Regions from separate parts of the Homo sapiens genome. Here region 2 is linked to region 1. A link is a contact called in ENCODE Hi-C data. All regions are on one chromosome and are shown on one strand. Each heading gives the region's core, a stretch centred on a gene start or an enhancer-like site at or near the end of the contact. The rest is flanking DNA. Distances are from core to core; before and after follow the strand shown. Region 1 overlaps HERPUD2 (HERPUD family member 2). Region 2 overlaps SEPTIN7 (septin 7).

Evidence for each region. Hi-C counts contacts between places; a loop is a spot of excess contacts on that map. Pooled maps may share reads with other maps.
Region 2: a loop to region 1 is called in a map of mammary epithelial cell, with 6 times the contacts of the local background. The contact joins two enhancer-like sites. A Hi-C loop is called at or near these places in 6 of 168 maps with a recorded cell type or tissue (CD4-positive, alpha-beta T cell, CD4-positive, alpha-beta memory T cell, PC-3 and 3 more), 11 of 37 single-sample maps with no recorded cell type and 15 of 50 pooled maps.

Annotation. Positions count from the first base shown.
Region 1 is chr7:35,642,902-35,650,491 of GRCh38, forward strand. The region is part of intron 5 of HERPUD2 (HERPUD family member 2); the gene reads right to left. Among named protein-coding and RNA genes, the nearest start is that of HERPUD2, 48 kb to the right of the region's middle. Within about 2 kb of position 4,435, at least 7 of the 41 ENCODE cell types and tissues checked have a DNase peak (open chromatin) inside an H3K27ac peak, as active enhancers do.
Region 2 is chr7:35,903,586-35,911,175 of GRCh38, forward strand. SEPTIN7 (septin 7) reads left to right here. Exons shown (of 14, transcript NM_001788.6): 14 at 669-3,525. The coding sequence ends at 708. Among named protein-coding and RNA genes, the nearest start is that of SEPTIN7, 110 kb to the left of the region's middle. Within about 2 kb of position 3,011, at least 3 of the 41 ENCODE cell types and tissues checked have a DNase peak (open chromatin) inside an H3K27ac peak, as active enhancers do.

The sequences.
Region 1 (7,590 bases), core at 3,185-5,684:
CCATGACACGAGTTTACCTATGTAACAAATCTGACCGTGTACCCGTGAACCCAAAAGTTTTTCAAAAAGCTTTGCTCTTATGCCCAACTGCCCAAGTAATTCTATTTTTGAAAATTAGCTTATAGAAATATGAAATATGGAAAAAAACTTCACATCTCTGCCCTTTAATAAAACCTTTATACATACTCCCACTTCCAGCCTGCTGTCCTCTAATAATAGAGAGAAACTGGAGACAGGGACAATAGCTCATTAATTTTTTTAAAAATAGAGGATGTTATCATAGCACTTATCGCCACGTTGAAACTGCCTTTTTAACCGCACACCTATGTAGACATTTACTCTCTGACCTATCTACTTTGGCCCATTCCTACTGTAAGACACAAATCTATCCTAAATACAGCAAAGCCAAAATATAACAAAAACATGAAGGGATGTTTCCACAAAACTATTCATCAAACACTATTTATAATAGCAAAGATTGCAAATAACTCAAATATTTGTCAATATGAGGTTGGATGTCACAGTTTATGCACTGAATGAATTAGTATGCGGCTATAAAAAGGAATGAAGATCTCTCTCTACTCCTATGGAGTGACTTCTTAGATATTTACATGAAATTTTGTTGAAAAACAATGTTAAGAAGAATATGCATAATAACATTTGTATAAGAATGAGGATATATTTATATGTGTGTATACATATATGTGTGTACACACACACACACACACTTTCATGAATTTTCCACAAAGAAACCAATGGAAAAAATAATAATAAAAATAAAATAATAAATTATTATGGAAAGGAAGAGAACAAGATGAGTGAAGAAAATGAAAATAAGCCTCTCTGAATGTATCTTGTTTTGACACTGGAACACTAATAATGTTTTATGTAATTAAAAAAAACTAAACTAAAAAGAAAAAATAGAAAGCTGTTAAAAAAAAAAAACTAAAGAAGTTTCATGTTTAATAGTATAACCACACAGAGAATTATTCTACTGACTTCAAAACAATATTTTAACTATCCCTAGTAGGGTAACTACTAAATACAAAAAGAACAATGAAAGTTTTAAACCACATTCAGTGATCTTACAAAAGCGGAAATAGTACTGCTATTTTAAAACTATTTGAAAAACATAAGCATATATACATACAAATAAAGCAAATAAGTAATTATGCTAATTCATTAGGGACTAGGATGTTTTAGCATAGAAGATATATAAATACACATACCAAAGATGATTTGTGAAAACTCTTTAACTTTTAACCTAAATTTGATATATCAGTATGAACTCATGATTCTTTTTTCCTTTTTTCTAAAACATACATAGCACCACCCACCCATGGGATAATTCCTTTAAAAAAAAAAAAAAGATGAACCTTAATTGAATTTAATCAGGCCCTAGATCTAACTACCAGTTTACAGGCAATATAGGATAAAGAAAAATGCTAAATGACACCATGAGAACTTAGTCAGCTATATTTAGACCACTGTGGGAAATAACACAGAACAACTACAGAAAGAGTATGAAGAAAGAAAAGAAAGGAAAAGGGAATTAGATTAGAAAAGCTTTAAGAAACATCAACCTGCCAGGGGCAGTGGCTCATGCCTGTAATCCCAGAACTCTGGGAGCCTGAGGCAGGTGGATTGCTTGAGCTCAGGAGTTGGAGACCAGCCTGGCCAACATGGTGAAACCCCATCTCTACTAAAAATACAAAAATTAGCCAGTGTGGAGACGTGTGCCTATAGTCCCAGCTACTCAGGAGGCTGACACAGGAGAATCACTTGAACCCAGGAGGCAGAGGTTCCAGTGAGCCAAGATCGCACCACTGCACTCTAGCCTGGGGGAAACAGTGAGGCTCTGTCTCAACAAAAAAAGAAAGGAAACATCAACCAAATGCACTATGTCAGTCTCTTCAAATACTCATTCAATCAAAATAACTATAAAAAGACATCTGAGACACTCAGGGAAAACTGAACACAAAGTGAATACTAGATGATATTGAAGATTTTTAAATTTTGTTGAGATTTCTAATGGTATTGTGATTAAGATTTTTTAAAGCCCATAGCTACCATATCTGTTACAAATACACACTGTTTACAGATAAAATTATAAGGTCTAGGTTTTGTTTTAAACTCTAGCCCAAGGATAAAAAAGGAAACAGAAGGGGAACTAGATGAACAATGGTAGTTTGCTGATTGTTGAAGTTAGGTATTAGCTGCACTGGGGTTCATTACAATATCTTCTGTACTTTGTGAATGTTTAAAAAGTACAATAAAGTCTTTAAAAATAAAAAAGCAGTATATAAAAATACTGACTGTTTAACCTAAATATCCATCAGCAGGGACTGGTTCATTAAATTATAGTAATCTGTATAATAGAATGCTGTGCAATTAATAAAGAATGAGACAGCTGGGCTTCCCTATAGTCATAGATACTCGGGAGGCTGAGGCAGGAGGACTGCTTGAGCCCAGGAGTTCAGGGAAGTCTGGGCGATATAGTGAGATCCCATCTCTAACAAAATAAAAATAAAAACTAAAAAATATATATTATATAAACAAAGAATGGGACAGCTCTTGTGTATTAATGTGGTGCAGTTGTTAATATATTTAGTGAAAAAACAAGATATAGGCTAGTGTGTACAGTAAGCCCTCACTTCCATTGTCAATAGGTTCTTGGAAACTGTGACTTTAAACAAAATGATGTATAACAGGTCCTGGAATAATGTCATATTTTTATAACATTAATGAAAAAAAAGTTGGTTTTGTTAATATTGTTTCACTTAAAGTTGCAGTTTCCAAGACCCTATCGTGATTTTAAGTGAGGACTTACTGCATAGAAAGTATGCCATTATGTGTTAAAATAAACACACATATACACATGCACGCACATACACACATACTTGTGTAAGCACATTTTATCTCTAGAATAATACAGGGGAAACAGCTAATAATGGTTGCCTCTAAGGAGGGCAAGTGGTGTAAGACATAGAAATGAAACTCTTACATACTTTTGTTTCGTTTTGTTTTGAACACGGTACCACTCACATGTATTACCTCTTAGAAAATAATTTTAAAAATAAATTGCCTGTTTAATCTACTGTCTCTCTGACCAGTCTCTGTGTTCCTAAGAATAGGGAATGGGCTTTATCCATTATTACTGTATCTCTAGCATCTAGCACAATAAATATGTTTTGAACAACTTCATATGAGCATTAAGAAAATATTGAAAATAAAATACTGATTATAAGCAACTATTTAATCTAGTAATTTGTAAATTCCACTTAATTATTCAACATTAAATGAAAACATGTAAGGTTACCAACACAGTAAAAATTTCAACTATATTAAATAAAAACATTTACAAAGTAAAGGATAATGAGCTGGGCACAGTGGTTCAAGCCTATAATCCTAGCTACTTGGGAGGCTGAGATGGTAGGACTGCTTGAAGCCAGGAGTTTGAGACCAGCCTAAGCAACATAACGAGACCCTATCTCTAAAAAAAAAAATTCAATTAGCTGGGCATGGTGGCACATGTCTGAAGTCCCAGCTACTCAGGAAGCTGAGGTGGGAGGATCAGTTGAAACCAGAAGTTCAAGGCTGCAGTGAGCTATGATGGCACCACCACACTCCAGCCTCATCGACAGAGTGAGACTCCATCTATTTAAAAAAAGAAAAAGCAAGCAAGCATACTGGAAGAAAATACAAAATGTTAAATTAATTGTCTTCTTTTTTTGGCAAAAAGCAAAATAAAATAGCAGAAACATGAGGAAAATGTAACTATTTGGAATGTGTAATATGCCTGTCCCCATAGAAAATGTCATATTCTTTATGCAAGGAAAACTGAGTAAGATAATAACCTGGTTTCTCCCTCTGCCCCTAGGAAATTCACAATGAGGAAACAGCTGAAATAAACAAGCTGGAGGAAATCACAGCTGGTGGCAGAAGTTCTGACAGCTTGTTTTTTTCTTTTCAGATCGGCTATACTAGTTAGCACTGTAGGATAATAACAGAAAAAAGGGAGCAAGGCAAATTCACTGAAACACATAAAATTACTGGAGTACCTTAGAAATTATGAAAAAAAAACCAAGAAGGAGAAAGACTGTCATTCACAATTATATACTTGAAAGCTATACCAAAATACAATCATCGTAGGTTTTAAAAAGTTAAAATTACAGAGGAGAAGAGATTAAAGGAACTGGAAACTTCAGGAACAAACTTTCACAGGAAACTTGTTAAATTAGCCTTGCTTCCCCCACCACTCCATACAAGCGACCAAGCAGCAACCTCATGGAATCCCCACTGTGTTCCCAGAAGCCTCCTTTTCAAGACTCTGCGATTGCTTTATTCTCCCTATTAACCCCCTTCAAGGCAGCTCAAATGTTATCACCTCTGAAGCCCTTCCCACTCCTCCAAGCAGAGATAGTCCCACCCTCCTCCAGGCTCCCTCAGCATTTTTTTCGAGGCCATGACAGCCCATCAGCAGATGGTAATTCATTTGCCTATCTGACCTACTTTCAGTGAGAAAGTACAGAATTCATTTTCCTCTCCTGAGTGCCTAGTACACAGCAGATTCTAAAGTAAACATTTACTGAATGAAGTCACAGGGTCTTCATGCAAATAGATTTGCTCACACAGTCACCAATACTTAAAATCTGACGGGTAGATCTGACCAGAAAAAAGTTTTGAATTGTGGTTGGAGGTGGGACACTGCCATTATGAACAAAGTCAAAATACGAATGATAACCTAGGAAAGAACAGTGAAACAAATGATAGACAAAATAGTCACTTCGGCAATGCTGTTAAGAATATAGGCCTCCAAGTTAAAAATGGATTTGAATTCTAGTTCTGCTATTGTGAACTTAGGCAAACTGCATAACCTTTAAGTCTCATTCTCCTCATCCATAAGTGGCAGATAACAGTGCTGAGACCAGAGTTTTTATAAAATGTAGTGAAGTAAGGCACATATAGGTGCTTAATACAATGCCTAACTTCTGCTAATGCTCAATAAGTATTAGTTATTAATATCCTTTTGGATAAAGTGTGGTAAATGAATTTTTAAAGATAACCACCACACCAACAAATAAGCAACTCACAAAACATAAAGAATGCCTCTTTATCATGTCTCAGATTAAAACAAGGACATTCCAACTTATCACGTTAGCAAGTACATATCTGTACAAGTAAAGAGACTCAGGATCTTCAACATTACCGAGAAAGTAAACTGGTACAACTTTACTGCAATTTTGCAAGTCTTTAAGGGCCTCAAAAATCTTAAGAACACTTTTGATTCAGGAATTCCCTTTGTCACAATTTATCCTAAAATAATAACTGCTAATATGTAAGCATACATATTTAAGAATGCTGATTATGGTAATATTTCACGGGAATAAAACTGACCAAATATTTATGGTAAAAGATCGCCCCAGTTCTTCAGTCTTCTATAACAGGATTATACATGCATACTATGTGCCCCTCAGTGGCAAAGCTGGTTTACGCTGGCTTACCTGGCTCATAACAGTAGACTGCTGAGCCATGATGGGAGTATTTACACCAGAGAAATCAGCAAATGCTACAAATCTAGGGCTTTATTTCCCTCACCCCCACCAAAGCCAGCTGTTAAGCATTTACCAGCACAGCACCTGATGTAATTTTGCAATACTTCCCCCTCTCAATGCTGCTGACCTGTTGAGAGTGGCCATGTGATTGCTTTGGCCAATGTAGTATTAGTAAATGTGACAGATAGAAGACTTCAAATGTGCTCAGTCATTAGCTTGCCCTCTTGTCTTCCTGTCATTTGCCATGAGAAGAATGTGTGCCACGAAATTACTGATCTAAAGAGAATGAGAAACTTGAAACGGCCCTGAACTCAATCTACAATCCAAGAAAGAGCTGCACCAGTGACTAAAAGATCTGTGAACAAGAAAAATAAAATGTATTGTAAGCCACTGATATTTTGAGGTTAGCATGCAGCAAAACTAACTAATACGCTCTCCATCAATATATGTGTGAACAAATTAGTAAACCTACATAAAGAAAAATCATACAGACTTTAAATGTTGTGGATTTATGGCCGGGAGCAGTGGCTCACGCCTGTAATCCCAGCACTTTGGGAGGCCCAGGCAGGCAGATCACAAGGTCAGGAGATCAAGACCATCCTGACTAACATGGTGAAACCCCGTCTCTACTAAAAATACAAAAAATTAGCCAGGCGTGGTGGCAGGCGCCTGTAGTCCCAGCTACTTGGGAGGCTAAGGCAGGAGAATGGCGTGAACCTGGGAGGCAGAGCTTGCAGTGAGCTGAGATTGCGCCACTGCACTCCAGCCTGGGCGACAGAGCGAGACTCCATCTCTGAAAAAAAAAAAAAAAAGTTGTGGATTTATATTTGACCTGGAAATATGTCCAAGCTGTATTATGTTTTTTTTTAAGTTTACAAAACAAACAGTGTGATGTTTCTATTTTAAAAGCACACACAGAAGTGTTTAGAAGGATAGTTACTAAAACGTTAGTAATCGTTGTCAACAAAAAGTGTGAAACGGTGTAAAATATTTGAAGAGATTTATTCTGAGCCAAATACGAGTGACCGATGGTCTGTGACACAGCCCTCAGGAGATCCTGAGAACATGTGCCCAAGGTGGTCAGGGGATACCCTAGTTTTATACATTTTAGGGAGACATGGGACATCAAAAAGATGTGAAATATATATTGGTTTGGTCCAGAAAGGCAGGATAACTCAAAGCAGGGGCTTCCAGGTTATAGGCAGATTTTTAAAAAATATTATTGGCAATTGGGTGAATTATTATCAATAGAAAGGAATGTCTGAGTTATGATAAGGGGTTGTAGAGACCAAAGTTTTATCATATAGATAAAGCTCCAGGTAGCAGCCTTCAGAGAGAATAGATTGTAAGTATTTCTTATCAGACTTAAGGTCTGTGTTGATGTTAAATGCTGGTCGGCTTTTCCTGAATTCCAAAAGGGAAGAGGGTATAATGAGGGATGTCCCACCCTCCCTTCCCATCATGGCCTGAACCAGTTTTTCAGGTTCACTATGGAGTTTCCGGGCTAAGAGGAGAGGTCCACTCAGATGGTTGGGGGACTTGAGAATTTTATTTTTGGTTTATATGGTTATTTCTGAGTGCTGGGCTACAAGAAATTTTTACTTTTAAAAAATCAGACAATAGGGATTCTAAGAGAGGCTTCATGACGGCTAACTAGAGGCATCTGATACTCACCTCCTCCACAAAAAAAGAACAAAAATACTAAGTAGATGATCACACTTCCAGTAGATCACCTAAGGGAGAATGCTGGAATTCAATAGAGAAGTGACAGGAAACACCTACGGCAAAGAAGGAGAGGGAAGCAAGGCAGCCTGCTGCACTGGATGGGCTGGGAGCCTGGAAAGGCTCCCCAGTGCAGGGAAAGGTTAAGTGGGGACCCCCAGCAGTCTACATTCCCACTGCAGACTCCTGTAATCCTAGCCACAAGAGAGACCCTTAATGCACACGGGCCCCGAGACTAACAGGAGACCACATGAAGGCACTGCTCAAGAGGAGTTCACAATGGGTCCCACACACCTCCTAATTCCTAAGTAGC
Region 2 (7,590 bases), core at 1,761-4,260, 260 kb after region 1:
AGGGGTATGTTTTAACTGTTGAATTATGTTTTTACGATAAAATTCTTAAGACAAAATGTTAGATATTTGATTTCCAATACAACTAATCAATTACTTTCTCTTAATTTATACAAAATTCAATAATATTTGTACCTTGGTTTTCTTTTCCTTAATAGTTTCACTTAAAACTGAAAAGTGGCATTCCTATAAGGATTATATAGTTTATCCTCATTACTAAACATTTTCAGATTTGACATTTGTTCTACTACACTACCCTACTGTTAACATTTTCCCCAAAGAAGAGGAAAATAGATTTGTGAAAGCAATTGCACTTCAAAATGCAAATGACAGTGGGGGAAAAAGAATACCCTGTTTGCTGCCAGTTGATACTTTTTAGTTTGTGCTGTTTCATTTGGGAAGAATTGTTCTTGTATATTAAAATGGAGTTTTGCCTTATTTTTTTACTGCTTATCCTGGAGTTTTGTCAAATATTTGATTGTCTAAGAAAATGCTATTATAGATTAACATTGTCTTAGCTGTTTACTTCTAAATCTTTTAATTTTTTTCAGTGAAAAAGTAGTATCTGAAAATCCCAACATTGTTGTAATTGGGTTAGCTGTTGTTATCATGTTGTCTATCATGTTTATAAAATGGTTACTCATCTTGCTTATTTTCCTTTTATCCTTTAGAACCTTGGAAAAGAACAAGAAGAAAGGGAAGATCTTTTAAACTCTCTATTGACCACCAGTTAACGTATTAGTTGCCAATATGCCAGCTTGGACATCAGTGTTTGTTGGATCCGTTTGACCAATTTGCACCAGTTTTATCCATAATGATGGATTTAACAGCATGACAAAAATTATTTTTTTTTTTGTTCTTGATGGAGATTAAGATGCCTTGAATTGTCTAGGGTGTTCTGTACTTAGAAAGTAAGAGCTCTAAGTACCTTTCCTACATTTTCTTTTTTTATTAAACAGATATCTTCAGTTTAATGCAAGAGAACATTTTACTGTTGTACAATCATGTTCTGGTGGTTTGATTGTTTACAGGATATTCCAAAATAAAAGGACTCTGGAAGATTTTCATTGAGGATAAATTGCCATAATATGATGCAAACTGTGCTTCTCTATGATAATTACAATACAAAGGTTCCATTCAGTGCAGCATATACAATAATGTAATTTAGTCTAACACAGTTGACCCTATTTTTTGACACTTCCATTGTTTAAAAATACACATGGAAAAAAAAAAAACCCTATATGCTTACTGTGCACCTAGAGCTTTTTTATAACAACGTCTTTTTGTTTGTTTGTTTTGGATTCTTTAAATATATATTATTCTCATTTAGTGCCCTCTTTAGCCAGAATCTCATTACTGCTTCATTTTTGTAATAACATTTAATTTAGATATTTTCCATATATTGGCACTGCTAAAATAGAATATAGCATCTTTCATATGGTAGGAACCAACAAGGAAACTTTCCTTTAACTCCCTTTTTACACTTTATGGTAAGTAGCAGGGGGGGAAATGCATTTATAGATCATTTCTAGGCAAAATTGTGAAGCTAATGACCAACCTGTTTCTACCTATATGCAGTCTCTTTATTTTACTAGAAATGGGAATCATGGCCTCTTGAAGAGAAAAAAGTCACCATTCTGCATTTAGCTGTATTCATATATTGCATTTCTGTATTTTTTGTTTGTATTGTAAAAAATTCACATAATAAACGATGTTGTGATGTAATATTGTGTGAGGTCTTAAATATCCTACAGTCGATGTACAAGAGTAGAGTATGTTTGGGAAGAAACTTTTCAGCTTAAGTTTGCCTCCTCTACAATGACATCTTTTATATGCTTGTCTCATTTAGAATGCATATGTGCTGATTTTCTAATTTAAGAGATACCATATCTCTCTATTCATTTCTATCTCTCATTTGTATGCTTATTTTTCTGAGAACATTTTTTTTTTCCCCCAGACAGGGTCTTGCTTCATTGCCCAGGCTGGAGTGCGGTGGCACAAACACGACTTGACTGCAGCCTCAACCCTCTGGGCTCAAGCAGTCCTCCTGCCTCAGCCCCCTGAGTATCTGGGATTGCAGGCGTGCACCACCACGCCTGGCTAATTTTTGTATTTTTTGCAGCCTCCCAAAGTTCTGGGATTACAGGCATGAGCCGTCATGCCTGGCCTCTGAGAACAGTTTCTGACTCATTCAGATTAGGTATACTCTCAAGTCCCTGGAAACTGAAATTTTTTTTAACTGTAAAGAGGGTAGTGTCATTTCTTTTCTTAAGGTCAAGTGACATAGATTTTAATGTAATGCATAATTTAGGTAAGAAATTAATTAATGTAGCCTAGTTTATTATCTTGAAATGTTTTACCCTATTTACTTTTTAAAATTAATGACCTAAGCGGAGGGAATAATTATAAGTCAATAGCAGAGAGATTGTTGTTTGGGTGTTTATTTTTTTCAGTTTTTGTTTTGAGAGATTGGGTTAACACCTCTAGCCAAAATTGTTTGGTTTTAGGGAGGCTAACAATAACCTACTGAATTTGGAAAATGCAAAGGTAAAAAATGTATATAGACTGCCTGCTGAACTGGTTAAGTACTACTGCTTCTGGGAAATACTATTTCAAAATTCTATGTATTATAATAATAAATTTGTAAGACATTCATTATTCTACCATCCTAATGAAAACTTTCAGAAGTCTTTCTTTATCCATGGCATGCCCAGGGTTTTACCTGAATCTGATACAGGATCTATATAACTTTACTAGGACTTTTGATTGTTGACTCCAGGCTTAGGTATATCAGAAGGTTCTTTTTGCCATTTGGCCTGTGGATGTCTGAGAAGATCATTCACAATACATGTAAAATTCAGGTAGGCCTAAGGAAAGGCCAGCCTGTAGAAAGCAAAATGGCAGTGTCTGTTCTCCACTGTTGGAGGCATTATGTAATTTAAGTATCCTGTTAGCCACTGTCTTTCTGCTAATTAAGTGGGGCTGAACAAGTAAGCACTAATAATACCAGTGAACCACTTGGGCACCTTGTGGGTAGAGTTTTGCTGCCACCTAGTGGAATGGGATATCATTGCTTCCATATCAGGTTCACAAGCAAGTTAAGTGGGCACAGTTTATTTCTGTGTAGCTCAGGCTGTAATCTTGAAAGCTGAGGAGATACCCATGCCTCTCAGACTCATTAGCTGGGTGTCACATTACCACCTGCACATTCTGACCCACCGCATCTTAATATGTTTTGTCCTCTTGGAGAAACTAGGAGTAGAAGTCAGGATATGGTAGGTAAGGGGGAAAAAGGAAAGACGGCTTGATAGCTATGAATGCATGAGGAGCGAAATGTTGACTCAGTTATCTAGATCATGGTCTCCAAACCTGATGCTATTTCCTTACAAAAATATTTGTTGAGCATGTGTCCATAATTATATGTATTGAACAATGAAAATATGTGTCAACAAATGTACTGCTACACTAATGTGAACATTATGGAACAAAATTTGAAAGAGTGAAATAAAAGGTTTACACTTTCCCCAAGCTCCAATGAATTATTACTTTGCACGTTGGAGGCCATCGATCTAGGCAGTATGTGGATAGTTAATAGTTATTGTTGAATCACCAAGGAAGGTCCTAGTGAAGACTGCTGTGGTGTCCTACTTGATCTGAAAGGAAAATTTGCCACACCAGTAAATCGAAGTCCTTTCTAATAATAAGCTTGCAAATGTAAGCCCTTGTACTTCATCCAGAATTTTACCTGCCCCTTTTGTAATAAAAACTTCCCATAACTGTCCTGTTCCAGATGGTAACCTAAGTAGTTACATGTGTTATTTAATCCTTAATGATAACAATTGGGTAAGTTATCTCTTAAGGTAACTTATTAATACATTATCTAATAAATGAATAAGTTAAACATCTTAAACCCTGTTTCCTCATCTGCAAAAGGATGAGGAAACTGAGGGTTTAAGATGTTTAGTAGCTTATTCAATAGGTGGTAACTGGCAGAACAAGAGTTTGAACTGGTCTTAGTTACACCAGGGCCTGTGCTTAAATATTACGCCTTGCAAGTACCTGGTCTGCTACACTGCCACATTTCTGAAGCATGATCTTCTACAGAGTTGTTAGCACAGAGCAGATGCTCCCTGATTAAGAGGGGCAGCTGGCCACCAGGCAGCCTGGAGAAGCAGAAAGCACCAGACATGCTAATTGTCTCAGTTTAGACCCCAACTCTGTGAATTGGGCATGTAACTTCTATGAATGTTTTCTCAGCTATAAAACAGACCCCATGCCTTCCTTGCTGGTTTGGAGTGAGGATTACATTGTGACTGCACACGTTAAGGTGTCCAGACCTCGAGAATGTGACAATCTGCTGGGGTCATGACAGACCAAAAAGTATTTCTTCTCAGTTTTAGTGACGGTTTATTTTTAGGAAATGTGCATGGTGCCATGGTAAGTCTCTGGATCTGCTTCTTTGTGCACAGAGATAGTCTTTTGGAGTTACTTCCATGGAAATAAGGTAATTTTGGTCAAAAGAGGAAAGGTGTTAGTAATTGGAGTTATAAAATACACCATTCTTTGTAAGTAATGCCGAGATGGTTTATCAGAGTCTCTCATCTTTAATGAAAACTTTTGCTGCTTTTCAAGCAAACTTGGTTCCCATAATTTGGGATTCATCCACAGAATGTTCAAAGTTTAGTGTCAGCCATTTTCAGCAGAAAATAGAGGCTGACAATTTCCTGTGTTCTTTAGAAGACTTTGAAAGCTTCATGGGAAGAATGAAGACTATTCTTGGCCTGAACATTTGCCCCATGGGGTGCTGGACCCAGCCAAACAGCCTTGTATTGGCAAAGGAGGGTCAAGTGAAAGGAGACCTTGTTCTGCGCCAGGCTCTCAAAAAGGGTAGCCTGAAACCCTATTGGCCACACGGAACCTCTTTTAGATGCTGTTTGTGGACCTGCCGAAATCGAATGCCACTCAGGCTTTCTGAAACCCTATGGGGGTGGGAAGAGGCAGTAGCTGACACCTCTGAGAGCAGAGGTTTGTGAAGATGTGGCATAGATGAGGAGGCTAGCAGAGGGGGGGTAGTCAGACACTACCAACAAACTTCCTTTTTGTTCTCTTTGTTCTCTCTTCGAGGTGGGCCACCCCGCTTAGCTCCCTTTTGTCCAAGTGTGTTGCAAGGGAGCAGCATTTCACCGGGAGATTTGCACGTAAGTAGAGCACAGATTCCCCTGGGTGAGGGGCTGGCTCTCACCCAAGTGTGGGGATACCAAACTAACTTGTTCTGGCAAAGGCATACAACTTTTTTACCCCTCATTTAATTCTGTTGTCTTTGAATTTTTAATGATCTCTTTCATATTTAAATATATGCTGTACTCTAGCGTAGCACAGAAAAGTTCCCTGTGTCTTGGATAAGCCAGTAGTTTTAAGCAACTTGGCAAATGGTGAGTGAAGTAATGAGCACTCTGGCATGGCCCCTGGTGTTAATGTGAGCTGTTTTCCCTGCATTTCAGAAGTCGGAATATATCGGTGGGACATAATAGGAGCTGTCCAATTTTTTTTTCCTTAGGGATAACTCTCAATGTGATTATACAAATCTCTGGCTTACCCTGATAAAGTTAAAAAACAAAACTAAATGTTGTATTCAATATTTTGGGAACACAGTTCTCTCACCCAGACACAAATGAAATCTTCCTTAGACCTTTTTATTGCTGGGCAGAGGTGCCAGGAACTCAAATTGGCATTTTCTCAAATCTCCACCTCATTAGTGCCTATTTAGACCCCATCCCTAAGAGTCAGGTGCTTTGGAAGATGGAATGGAGGCCGCTGATAAAAATCCACTTTCTGTAGTCTCCATTCAGGTATGATTGGCCTGATTATAGCTCATGTCCTGAAAAGGAGATAGGTTTTTTTCTCCAACTTGTAAGAACTGATGAACTCATCCCACCAAATGCGAATGTTTTAGACAGTATTCAAACTGGGAAAAATACCTGCCTATCAAGGGAGAGAGAACTCACTTTGAAGTCTAAGGGAAGGAAACAAAATTGAAAAGTGCTGCAACAAGTGTTTGTGGAGTACTTGCTGTGTGCCAAATACAGAGCATTCACATAGATTGTGAACTAGAGCTCCTGAGAAGGTTATGACATGGGCATTTCCACCTCTTTATAAAAACAAGCAAGCTAAAATATCACGGTGTGATTCCATAACATTTGTATTTGTTATCCATTGTTCCACAATAAATGCCCCTCAATCCTGGCAACAAAATTTAAACCACAACAATCTGTAATAGTAACATTCATTATCTTAGTTTCTGCAGGTTAGGAATTAAGCGGTTTAGCTGGGTGGTCTGGCAGGGTGCCTTGCAGTAAAGATGTTGGCTGAGGCTACAGTCAACTGTGGGCTTCAATGGGGCTGGGGGATCTGCTTCCATGATGGCTCACTGACATCACTGGCAAGTTGACGTTAAGAGGCCTCAGCCCCTTGCCACATGGACCTCTCCACAGGGCTGCTTGAGTGGCCTTGTGACATGGTGGCTGGCTTTCTCCTAGAGCAAGTAATCCAAGAGAGAGCAAGGCATAAGCCACATGGCTTTTATGACCCAGCTCTGAGAGTCACACACATGATTTCCCAATATGCTATTGCTAATGCAGCTTAGTCCTGTTCAATGCATGAAGGAGCTGTACAAGAGCGGGCGTACTAAATAAAGGTGGCACAAATACAGCAAGCTTTTATAAATAGTCTTATTTGGCAAACCCATTTAGCTGACTTTCTGGGTATTCTTGATAATCATTTTCCTAAAATGAAACTATTTCAGTTTTTGAAATTAGCTAATTGGATTCTCCCTAAAATAACTAAATTTAAACCAATTGAAGGTGCTGATAATGTTTTTACAGATGGGTCTAGTAATGGTAAAGCTTCTTATTCTGGTTCAAAAACTAAAGTTTTCCAGATGCCCTATACTTCAGCTCAAAAAACAGAGCTGGTAGCTGTAATTGAGGTATTGACTGCTTTTAATATGCCTATTAATGTGATTTCTGATTCTTCATATGTGGTTCATTCCACACAGTTAATTAAAAATGCTCAGTTACAATGTCAAACAGATGAATAACTGATGACAAAAACAAAAAAGGGGGAGAAACAGGGATTACGGGACAGCCCATATACAACTGAATCTAGCATTATTAACTTCAAATTTTTTGAGCCTGCTGAAAGGCCAGATGTTATCAGTAGCTGAACAGCATCTACAGAAACCAGCTGCAAAGACAGAAGCAGAACAACTGGTTTGGTGGAGAGACCCGATAACAAAAAGTTGAGAAATAGGTAAAATAATAACTTGGGGTACAGGCTATGCTTGTGTTTCTCCAGGCCAGAACCAGCAGTCGATTTGGATACCATCAAGACACCTGAAACCTTATCATGAACCAGATGCCAAGGAAGAGATTCTGGAAGGATCCTGAGGACCCCCCTGGTTGCAGCCATGTCAAGACTGATGCTGAGGAGGACCCCAACTGTCACGAGCAACACCCATCAAACACAGCCACCCACCTGGGGACAGACCAAGAAGCTGCCACAGATGGCAGAAGAAAACCTGAAGAAAGCAGGACA